Regions from separate parts of the Homo sapiens genome. Here region 1 is linked to region 2. A link is a loop called in an ENCODE intact Hi-C map of the cell type or tissue named here. Cell type or tissue: GM12878. All regions are shown on one strand. Links, peaks and the distances in the headings refer to the core of each region. The heading gives the core; the rest is flanking DNA. Region 1 has its middle 66 kb from the start of TACR3. Region 2 has its middle 52 kb from the start of LINC02428.

Region 1 (5,389 bases), core at 118-5,117, 310 kb after region 2:
AGTGCTGAGAGTCTGAGTTTCCTACATCTTTTATATTTTTCTACTGCAAATAGCTATGGATTTCCCAAAGTTAGAACTTTCTGCAATTCATTTATAAGGCCAGACTTTGATGATAGAGGACTGCTGTAGCCTTACGTATATTGGCTGGCTGCTTCAGGAAAGTAGAAGTATACAGGATTATTCTAGAGATAAGAAACCTTCTCATGATTGTTAACTCGTACATAACAGAAAACAAAGCTTATCTACCATCCAAATCATATACACCTAGTGAAATGCCAAGGCAAAGCTTCACACTGAGCCTGATTACATCAAAGTTCCTGGTCAATCAAGTCCCTACTCTTTCTCCAGCTCACTAATTCATACTAACAATCAGAAAGCAAGGAATTGCATTCAGCATTTAATCTTTATTGGTACATAACTTTGAGTGAATGCTTGCCATTTTAAACATCACCTTGTTTATTTGTGAAATGAAAATAATTCTCTTTACATCACAATGTTTCAGTCATCAATTTATGTATCATCTAATACCTTATTAAGTATATTTAATACTTATACAATATTACATGATTACATAATCTCTCTCTGTGTATGTACACACACATATCCTGAAATCACTGGCTTTGACATGTGTACCAATTATCTCAACAAATTAAGTATATTACAGTAATTCTATTTCTGGAAAAAAGCTTACTTAATATGATCTTTCTATACCATATTTCTATTATTCTAGTATAAACACAACCTTGTTTGCATGTTAGATTCTCCTGTGGAGCTTCAACCAAGACTTAGTAAATCAACATTTTCACAGATAAAGTTCAGGTTTATATATTTTTATAAAGACTTATAGATAATTCACATATCCCAAAAGGAATGAGTACATCACCATTATGCCAATGAGTGACATAGCTCTGGGTTCTGAGGCAGGGCTACTCCACTTCACAAAGCAAGTAAAAAATTTCTGGGTTCAGTGTCTTTAGTTGTATTTTTTGTAGGTACATGGTAGGTTTATATATTTATGAGGTAGTTGAAATATTTTGATTTAGGGATGCAATGTGTAAGAATCACATCATGGGAAATGGGATATCCATCCTTTCAAGAATTTATCTTCTGAAACCATCAAATTATATACTTCTAGTGATTTTAAAATGTACAATTAAATTATTATTGACTATAGACACCTGTTGTGCTATCAAATACTAGGTTTTATTTATTCTTTCTAATGATTTTTTGTAACCATTAACCATCCCAATGGTGCAGGAGTTGAGAAGAAATCACTTAGGCAGACAGTAAGGGTATAGGATTCCTTGGTAAGGCTTCTCTTTTTCATAAAAAGCAGCCCCAAATCATTTTCTAACAAAGAGCAGCCTATAAAGTCAATCTGCAGACATAGACAAACAAGCTGGGAGCTTGCACGTGTGAATGCTGGCAGGAACTAGGGACTAGACATGTTCAAGAAGGCGGCTCCATCTTCCTTTCTGTTTGTCAGCCACATGTACTGTAAGGAGCAGACAAGATGGCACCGATCAACTGGAAAGCCCATTTGCATAATACTAGGGTGGGGTAACCAGCCTTCCCTGTGCACTATGTAAACATCATACCTGATCCAACCAACTGTGAGCATACACATACATAGGGTAAATCAGACACCGCCTCCTCAAACTGGACTATAAAATCTGGTGCATTTGCCACCAGCTGCTCCTTTCTGCTCAGAGACCCCTTTCTCTATAGAGAGAGCTGTTTCTCTTTCTCTTCTTTTCTGCCTATTAAACCTCCACTCCTAAACTACTCTTGTCTGTCTGTGTCTTAAATTTTCCTGGCGCATGACAATGAATCCCAGGTATATGCCCCAGACAATATTGCTGCTTCATAATGGGAACCTCGTTCGGGATACCAAGGTACAACATTCATCAAAACGGTGAGTAGAGGAGCAAACTCAAACTCTGTCCTTTCATTCTGAGGCTCTTGGCCTCCATTTTAGAACCAAATCAAACCAAATGCTGGGTTCCCTTCAGCCATTTAAAAATGATTAGCACGGCTGCTAGCCTTACAAGACTTGGGGGATAGACTTGCTATAGAGAGCATGGAGAATCCCCCAGCACCCATGGGTGGCTGGGCATATTGGCCATGTTTAAACCAGCTTCCTTACACAAGGGGCTTAGCTGTCATGTGGGGCTGGAAGAAGTCCTGAGACAACTGAGGATTTCTGGCTGGGGCTACCTCCCACTGTTATCCAAGGGCTTCTGGACTGACCCCAGCCTCTGACTGTCCTGATGGAGTGTCGGCCACAGGATCTCCAAATTTGCTATTGTAATTTCCTCCTTTCCTGTCTGTGACCATCCGTATCTCTTAACTTCTCTGTTTATGCAATGTGCGGGAAGTTTTACAGGAACGTAATCTTGTTTGACGAGATCAGGTAATATGGTAGTAACTGGGGATATAGCTCAAGGGAAGGTGGCTTTGTGATTTTCTATGAACAGAGACCCCCCACCCAACAGTGAGTACCTCTCTCTGCCCTGGAGATTACATGGCATTTCCAGGTCAATCTCTGCCCTTGGTGTGGAGATCACATGGGACTTCTAGGTCACTCTCTGCCCTTGGCCTGGAGAGCACATGACATGTCAAGGTCACTCTTCCCTTGGTCTGGAGAGCATATGGCACTTCAAGGTCAACAGTGCCACCTAGTGGAATAGGAATCTTCTCCTTGAGGCACATTGTCGGTCCTTCAACAAAACACTCTAGCTTCCCAATTCTCTCCTCTTTTTGCACCTCTCTACTAGAAACCAGGCTTCACGCTGCTTGTGTAAATGGGAAAATTTTGATTTCAACAATTAGGGGTAAAATATCCTCCAAAGCCAAATTTTAGTCTTGATACTGTCCCATCAGCAGGAAAATGGCCATTCAGTCCCTATGTTCTTTTAACGCACCTATTACGCCTCCAGTTAGAATGGTACTTAATTAGTAGGGGAATTTTAGGTTCAGAAGTTAACCAGAACCATTCTCTAAGGGTAAACGCTTTAGCATGGGCTGTAATAACAGATACAGAGCTCAAACCAGCACACTTCCTCCATTTAGGAGGGAAGTGCAACATTTGCCCTAATGTAACTGTCACATAGTGTCTCCCAAGATCTATTCTTAGGGGAGCCAGGCAGGTCACACAAGTCTAGAAAGTCAATGGGAAATCACAGGCAGAGGACTAGAGCCACTTGGGTGAGTGTGACTAATCCCAACCACATAGTTCCTCTGGTTCTATGGCTGGGATCACACCTGCAACCATGAGCAGCATATTCAACAAGGTGCTGGGACCCAGAAACCACAGAGGGAAAACAGCAGGGGGTACGCCCTCACTGTCTTCCTTTCCACCCTGGGTCACACCAAAAGGAAGGAGACTAAAGGGACTCTGTTTTCTCACTTTTCTTTATCATCTTTGGCCTGTATTCCTCTGGAGTGCCTTCTGAAGCACAAAGACTCCTTTGACTCTGAAACTTTAATTTAAAAAGTGGCTTATTTTCTTTTCTCAAGGGCATGGGCTTCTCACCCTCTTGAACCATCCAGGCCTGTGAAGGGACCCTTAATTTTAATATTATCCAACAATTAGATCTTTTCTGCAGACGGGTGGGCAAATGTTCTGAGGTACCTTACGTACAGGCTTCCGTTGCTCTGCAAGACAACCCAGACCTTTGCAAGCATTGCACAATCAACCCAGTCCTTTTAGCAATCAGATCAGGCAGGTCCAAAGGGAATGATTCCCCAAGACTAGAAAAGTAACTTCTGGGGGCACCATCTGAGGCAGCCATCGAATGTCCCAGCCCTTCCAGTCCTTCTTATCTGGGGCCACCTCCAACCATGCTTCCAGCTATTCCACCCCCACTATCTCCAAAATATCCCACTCCCCCACCTTTGCTCTTACCCCTACAGGAAATGCCCAATGAAGTTGCTGCCACTAGGGTTCAAGTTTCCTCCTCATTGCAGGACCTTAGGCAAATAAAGGGAGACTTAGGTCAATTTTCTAATGTCCCTGATAGGTGTACAAAAGCTTTCTGAAATTTACCTCAGATATTTGACCTCTCATGGAGGGCTGTTATGCTGCTCCTAAGCCAAACCCTAACTGCCACTGAAAAACAGGAACTCTGCAGGCAGCAGAGGATTTCAGAGATGAGCACTGTGTCTCCTATAGTAGGCAAAAAGGTAAGAGAGAAAATAGGGAAGGCAAAGAAATATGGGAAACACCATTTTCAATAGGAAGAGAGGCAGTACCTCTTGACAACCCTAATTGGAACACCCAGTATGTTCTATGGTGTTTTTCCTTTTTTCACAGTTTAAAATGGCACTTTTATAATGTTCTTCCAACCTGGGAAAAGTTAATTTCCCTGAACCTTAAAATGCATGGTTTAGGCCAGACGTGGTGGCTCACGCCTATAATCCTAGCATTTTGGGAGGCCGAGACTGGTGGATTGCTTGAGGCCAGAAGTTCAAAACCAGCCTGGCCAACATGGTGAAACCCTGTCTTTACTAAAAATACAAAAAATTAGCTGGGTGTGGTGGCAGGTGCCTGTAATCCCAACTACCTGGGAGGCTGAGGCAGGAGAATCGCTTGAACTCGGGAGGCAAAGGTTGTAGTGAGCCAAGACCATGCCACTGCACTCCAGCCTGGGCAACAAGAGCGAAACTCTGTCTCAAAAAAAATAAAAAATAAAAAATAAAATGCTTGGCTTATAGTTGAGCTAGGGGTAAGGGAACCTAGAAGTCTGACATGACAGCAAAAGACTAAATTTTTTTGTTTGTTTTAACCAGTCAAGCTTTTGGTTTCTCTCTCCCGAACCTAGAAGCCTGACATGCCAGCAAAAGAGCGAAAGATATATATATATATATATATATATATATATATATATATATATATAAATATATATTTTTTACCAGTCAAGTTTTGGCTTCTCTCTCTTTCTATGCAAACTGGCAAAAGTGATAATAAGGATCATTATTTATATTCCCCATAAAGTTTTAATTAATGAAAAAGATTTGTGAGGTTGGTCTTAAGCTGTAGCCAATATGGCATGCTTTGTGTGTCTTTCTGTATGGTTTTGTGAAAAGAAAGGGTCACTTAGATTAGAATGCAGGCTCAGGACCCCATAAGCCTGCTGTTCAAGCCAGTCCAACAAAATGGTCAGTAACAAACATGGCTACAGGCCTCCATCTTGTTTCAGGTCCTTGGCAACATGACCTGTAACCACTTGGCAATACTTTGTTTTAGTCTCTGCCCTTTTACAATGGTGGCTGTCTCCTTGTGCTAAGTCAGTTACTGGGTGGGGACCACAAAATCAGATGAGCCAGTTTATCAATCTGATTGGTGCCAGCTGATCCATCAAGGGCAGGGTTTACAAAATATCTTAAG
Region 2 (5,389 bases), core at 162-5,161:
ATAATAAAAACTATGAAATGCTAAAAGCTTAGCTGCAAAGATAAAATGCAAGAAGCTTGCTGGTGAGGTTGTGGTAGCAACTGAATATATGAGAATAGATTGGTACAATCACTGGATTTCTATAACTCAGTTAAGAGTTGGAAGTAAAGTGTAATTCTGTTTCTGTTTATGTATTAAAGTAGAAGGATAATATGTTTAATTAATAAATTAACAATAGATATTGGTATACTTATAGAAATGGATTGTCACAGTTTCTATCTTTGAGGGATTAATTGGAACAAAAATGTACTTTAACTATGAATTACCTAGCTCCAGAGATATCTATTAGTAGAAAAAGATTGACAATGAAAAGATAAATTTCTATTTACTACACAGCGAAATAAATGTTTTATGTTAAGAGCTCATCTCATGCATCCCTGTGGCTTCAGTTTTCTTCAATATCTGCCACTCTCAGTTTTATTTCCAGCTGGAATCTATTTTCTGAGCTCCACAACTAAATGGCTGTGTACCAACTGGACATCTCTTTTTGAATTATTCACAGGCATCTTAAATTCAGTCTGTGTAAAACTGAACTGGTGAAATTGCTCTTTAGACCTGCTCCTCTAGTGTTTCCCATCTTAGCAAATTGCACAATTATTTCCATCCAATTACTCCAGCTGGGAACATACAAGATATCACTGACTTTTCCCTCTCTTTTATTTCGATCAATTACTTCAAATTCTTATTATGGCCTCCAAGGCTCTGCATAAAATATCCCTTTCTCACTTTAACGATTACAGTAGACTGAACCATTATAACAAAGAAATCTCCCAAAAAGTAAGGGTTCAAACAGTAGAAATATATTTCTTGATCTTATAAAAGTTCAGGGTAGATGTTTCGGATAAACAAGTGCTTGGCTCCACACTGGGACACAAGCTGATGAGATCTGCAATCTCTAATACTTAGTTTCCAAGGTCATTCTGAGCATGGCCCAACAATCATCCTGAAAGAGAAAGAGCATAAATAAGCATGCATGGATATTTTTTATGAGTGAAGCAAGGAAGTGGAACATATTTCTATTCTCACTACAATGGAAAGAACTTAGTTACAAAGCACACTTCATTGCAAGGAAGGCTGGGAAATGTAATGCATTTGGGCAGCCATATTTCCAGCAACTATGGAAGATGAGGAAAAGAACTTTGGTGAATCATTGGCGGTCCCAGCAACATTTGTTGTTCTTTCCTTCTTTATTCTTTGTGATCCAGGTATATCGGATTTTAGTCTTTGATTGCTCTTTCCATCCCTAAGGACTTTGTACATGTCATTCTCTTGGCTCATATGCCCTTCATCTCCTTCTTGATTCAGCTGACAATTATTATTCAGAATTAAGAATGTTTTACATTCCTGTGGAAAGTTGTTGTCTTCTTTGTAATACTTGGAAAAGCTGCAATAAATTATTCAATGACTGTTTGTCATGCTAGACTGTAAGATTGAGGAGTAAAGGAACTCTCTGTTTTGTTCTTTATTATATTCCCAATATCTGGCACATAGCAGGATGTTTAGTAAATATTTCTTGAACTCACAGAAAGATGGATGAATGGATGCCTGGATAAGTGCAAAAATAGATAAGTTTATAGATGAATGGGAAATAAGCTGATATAACCCCACTCTGAAACCTTTAGTTTGTTAAAGAAATAATTATTTAATGACACTTGTTAAGCACGATAAGGAAGTCTTTATTATAAACCATCATGGTAAGTACAGGGACCACTGAAATGGGATTTTGCAGTGAGGGAGGGAGATTGGGCTCAACTCTTAATAAAGGATGGGCAAGTGGGAATTTATTGCCAAGTTGCAAGGTGGGGGTCAGTGGATAAAACATGACTAAGAGGAAGCATCAGGGGTAAAGGGGGTTCTGGCTAAATTGACCTAGAAAGATTCTTGCTGAAGGTAGGCTAGGGTGATCAAACATCACTTATGAGATGGTGGAGGATGAGTAACCCCAGTGGATACCAAGGATGAGCAGATATTGGGGGTAGGGGATTCTTGCTAAACATAGTTAGCAAGGTATTTGCTAAAACTGGATTTTACAAGGAAGTGCACAGATGAACCTAGGAGAAGTTTCAAGAGTCTGAATAAATTTTACCAATCAGATACTTTGTATCAAGTTTTCTCCATGAAGGATTTGTGCAAAAGTAGGGTAGGTGTTTGCAAAAAGAAAATTCGAGAAGATTGGTACAAATTTGGGTAGCTACAAAGAAAAATGATAAAGAGAGACAAATGAGAAAAAGAAAAAGTATTGTTCAACAATGTGGAACACTCAATTGCGGTTGGAAACCACAGCTTTGTAGTGAAAACTATTATATTTTTTTTCTTGCATTCAATTTCAGAGAAAATGCATTTTGGAAATAATAATGGTTAATAATGCACACAGTACATTGATCCAGATATGAGCTTAGCATTTAAAATGCAGTTTTTCATGTATATTTTCAAAACTTTTTTATAGATGAGAAAACTGAAGGTCAGAAAGTACAAGTAAATGGCATAAGGAGTAAATGACATTAGCAATCAGAGAAGCTCTGATTTGTACCCAAGTCTGTAATACTTCAAAGGACAGAGATTGACAAAACAGGCCTTGAAGAAGTGTGAATAACAGGAAATTAACAGTACTGTGTTAATGTCCACACAGTGCTGGTTCCTAGGGTCAGTTGATTCAAGAAGGTGTAATGTTTCATCAAGATTTAGTGGGATGAGATAGTAGTAGACATGTAAAGAGAGGGGATTGTGCTGTGAGAATTATATTTTCAAATTTTGGATAAGAAAATGAATTTTGGAAGATGACAAGGCCTGGAATATAGACCTCAAAAGTGTTTTGTTCGAGGGGAATGGGAAAGAAGTTTGTCAGATGGCAGCCCACATGGACGCTGTCTTTCAGAATAGTGACAGGAATTGGTGGAAGGAAAGATTACAATCCAGATACCAAAGCCCTCACTAATTGTGGCATAAGGGAGTAGAGGTGAGTTGACGACAGTGATGAAGATAAAGAGCACAGAGTATAGTTCAATTTTTAGGGACTCAAGTATGGAGGACTTTTTGGATGAGCATCAAGTATAATGAGAATGAAACTGCAGTGGGTAAACAAGAGAAAGATGAACGTACCTCCTCACTTAAAAATACAGAGAATTAAAGCTTCTTTTGAGGCTTTTTTGAGCAAAATGGTATTATTAGAGGAGAAAAAGGTTACAGTTAGGGTGAAGAAGTAAAGGGGAATAGTCAAGATGTTGCATATTACAAAGAAGTTTCTTTGAAATAGGATGGGTTTCTATGTAGTTACAGTAAAGAGGTAGAAGTGGAATTAGATAGAGAATGATAAGTCTGAGAAGGAGAAGATATAAATTAGATGGAAGAGTTTGCAATGTGGGTTTTAGATCAAGGGCACTAGAAAGTCAAGGAATACAGAGGAAGATGGGAAGTACTTGAAAGAAACTAACTAGCCTCAGGGTTCCAGCTGGGGCTTTGATGGCAAGTTGTTTTGTTGCTGCCGCAAACTCAGACCAAAGCATTCTGGGGAAACTTAAGAATAGGAGGTGGATTGCCAATTAATATCTAGGGCTACAAGAGTGAGAAGAAATGACTAAAAATACAAATTAAAGTTCATATAAGTGGAACAAATTTTAAAGAGGAATGGGAATTTTGAGGAAAAAGTGAGAAAAATGTATAACTCTTTATTTATAAGTACATATTTTGCGTTATGCACTGGGTTTGTAGTGACCAAGACAGTCTTAACATGTCCCTTAGCTTGATTAAACTTTAGACAGTCTTCCTCTGGCCTTTAAGGCCTGATCTCCCTCTGACTCCCTCCCCCTAAAGAATCCAGATGGCCCAGTCACAGGAGTTCCTCTCCTCCCTTTATAAAGAGTATTTATTTCAGATACCTTATAATTGCAAATTCTTCTTGTTTGCTACTTGAAATGTAAATTTTTAAACATCTCTTATCAGTTTTACTACCCACCAGGCGTATCTTTCTCAAGGACCTAGAGCTATTCCTTTGAAATGTTATCATTAGGGAAAATAGTGACCCTGTCTCTCAGTCTCTGTGGGAGAGTAAGTGCTTAACTTCAGTGGTCACTTGGCTGTAAGTTGTAAAACTATCTGCTGTCATGAAGATAAGAGAAGGTTTGCTTTTTCTTTGTGAGGCCAATTAGCAGACACAGGTAGCCTATGTTACCCCCTTTCACCCCAATGCTTAAAAATCCTCCCACCCTGTATTTCAGTAGAGTTGAGCACAGATTGATTTCTGGCCTCTCTCTCTTATTGCAATTGACTTGAATAAAGTCTTCCTTACCTGTTTGACTTTGGTGCAGCTTTTGCTTTGACAGTAACTTATAATGAGTTTATTTTTCATTTCCCTAAAGAAAAATGTTTCATCCTGACCTCCAGGGCACCATTTGGTGCTGGCTGATGGTGGTGTGGCAGCTGGAGATGTAGCATAATGATCCAAAATTGGGCCCTTGTAAAAAACCAAAGCACGTACTTCTAAAATAGAATCAATTACTTATTTACTTATGTCTGCTCATTATACCCCAGATATAAACCCCAAGGGGGCAGCAGTATATCATGAATTAGAGCATAAGTTTTTCATCAAAGATCAAAACTGAGTTTTCATCTTTCCCTTGCTATTTATGTAACTTAGGTGGGTTATAGACCTCTTTAAGCTTCAGTTTACTCATTTGCAAAATATGAATATAATACACTATGATATTACATATAACATATAACTTAAGAACCTGGTTATTGCACAAATTAAATAATATGTGTAAAGCACTTAGCACAGCATAACAGATAGTTTTCACAGTTTTTCTTTTTATAAGTAATATTGTTGTTATTACTATTATTTCTTTAAAGACAGGGTTCATATCTGTCTAATAGTATCTACTCACCTGCTCACAAATATTTAATGATTAAATTATTTTTCAAATAATACCTAGTACATATATACATTATCTAAATGGAAGCAAACATATGGGATGGAAATTAACGTCTGTTGTTGAAGATTGTCTTAGTAGCAGTTATGGTCTATAAAATATCTAAATCACAGTTTCAAGCATGTGTTCTGAGACAAAAATTTCAAGCAGAAGCTTCCTAATGACCACATCCAGTCCCCACTGAGCACACCTTTAATATATTTTATAATATATATTATGCCAACATTTGCTTTGTGAACAGGGTAAAGACAGTCACAGTCAAGAATTGGCTAAAATACTGATTTGTCATTTATGGAAAAGTACAAAGGTGAGGGTGACTTTCAGAGGAAATAAGGCATTATTAGTGGTGCCGTCTGGCAAATACAAGAGAATTTCTCAGAGACCCACTTGGAAGAAAGTTCAATCATGGCATTGGATGACTCAGT

Evidence for each region. Peaks named below come from ENCODE experiments on the same cell type or tissue, not always from the same donor. Only the 100,000 strongest peaks of a DNase experiment are listed, where the experiment ranks them.
Region 1: it touches region 2 in a loop (4-fold over the local background); 9 of 110 quality-filtered maps call a loop at or near these places.

Annotation. Positions count from the first base shown.
Region 1 is chr4:103,783,570-103,788,958 of GRCh38, forward strand. No RefSeq gene overlaps it. Among named protein-coding and RNA genes, the nearest start is that of TACR3, 66 kb to the left of the region's middle. In GM12878, for the core only: a CTCF peak has its summit at 2,678 (motif pointing left); a DNase peak (open chromatin) is centred at 2,662.
Region 2 is chr4:103,474,350-103,479,738 of GRCh38, forward strand. No RefSeq gene overlaps it. Among named protein-coding and RNA genes, the nearest start is that of LINC02428, 52 kb to the left of the region's middle. In GM12878, for the core only: no CTCF peak of the experiment used is centred there; no DNase peak of the experiment used is centred there.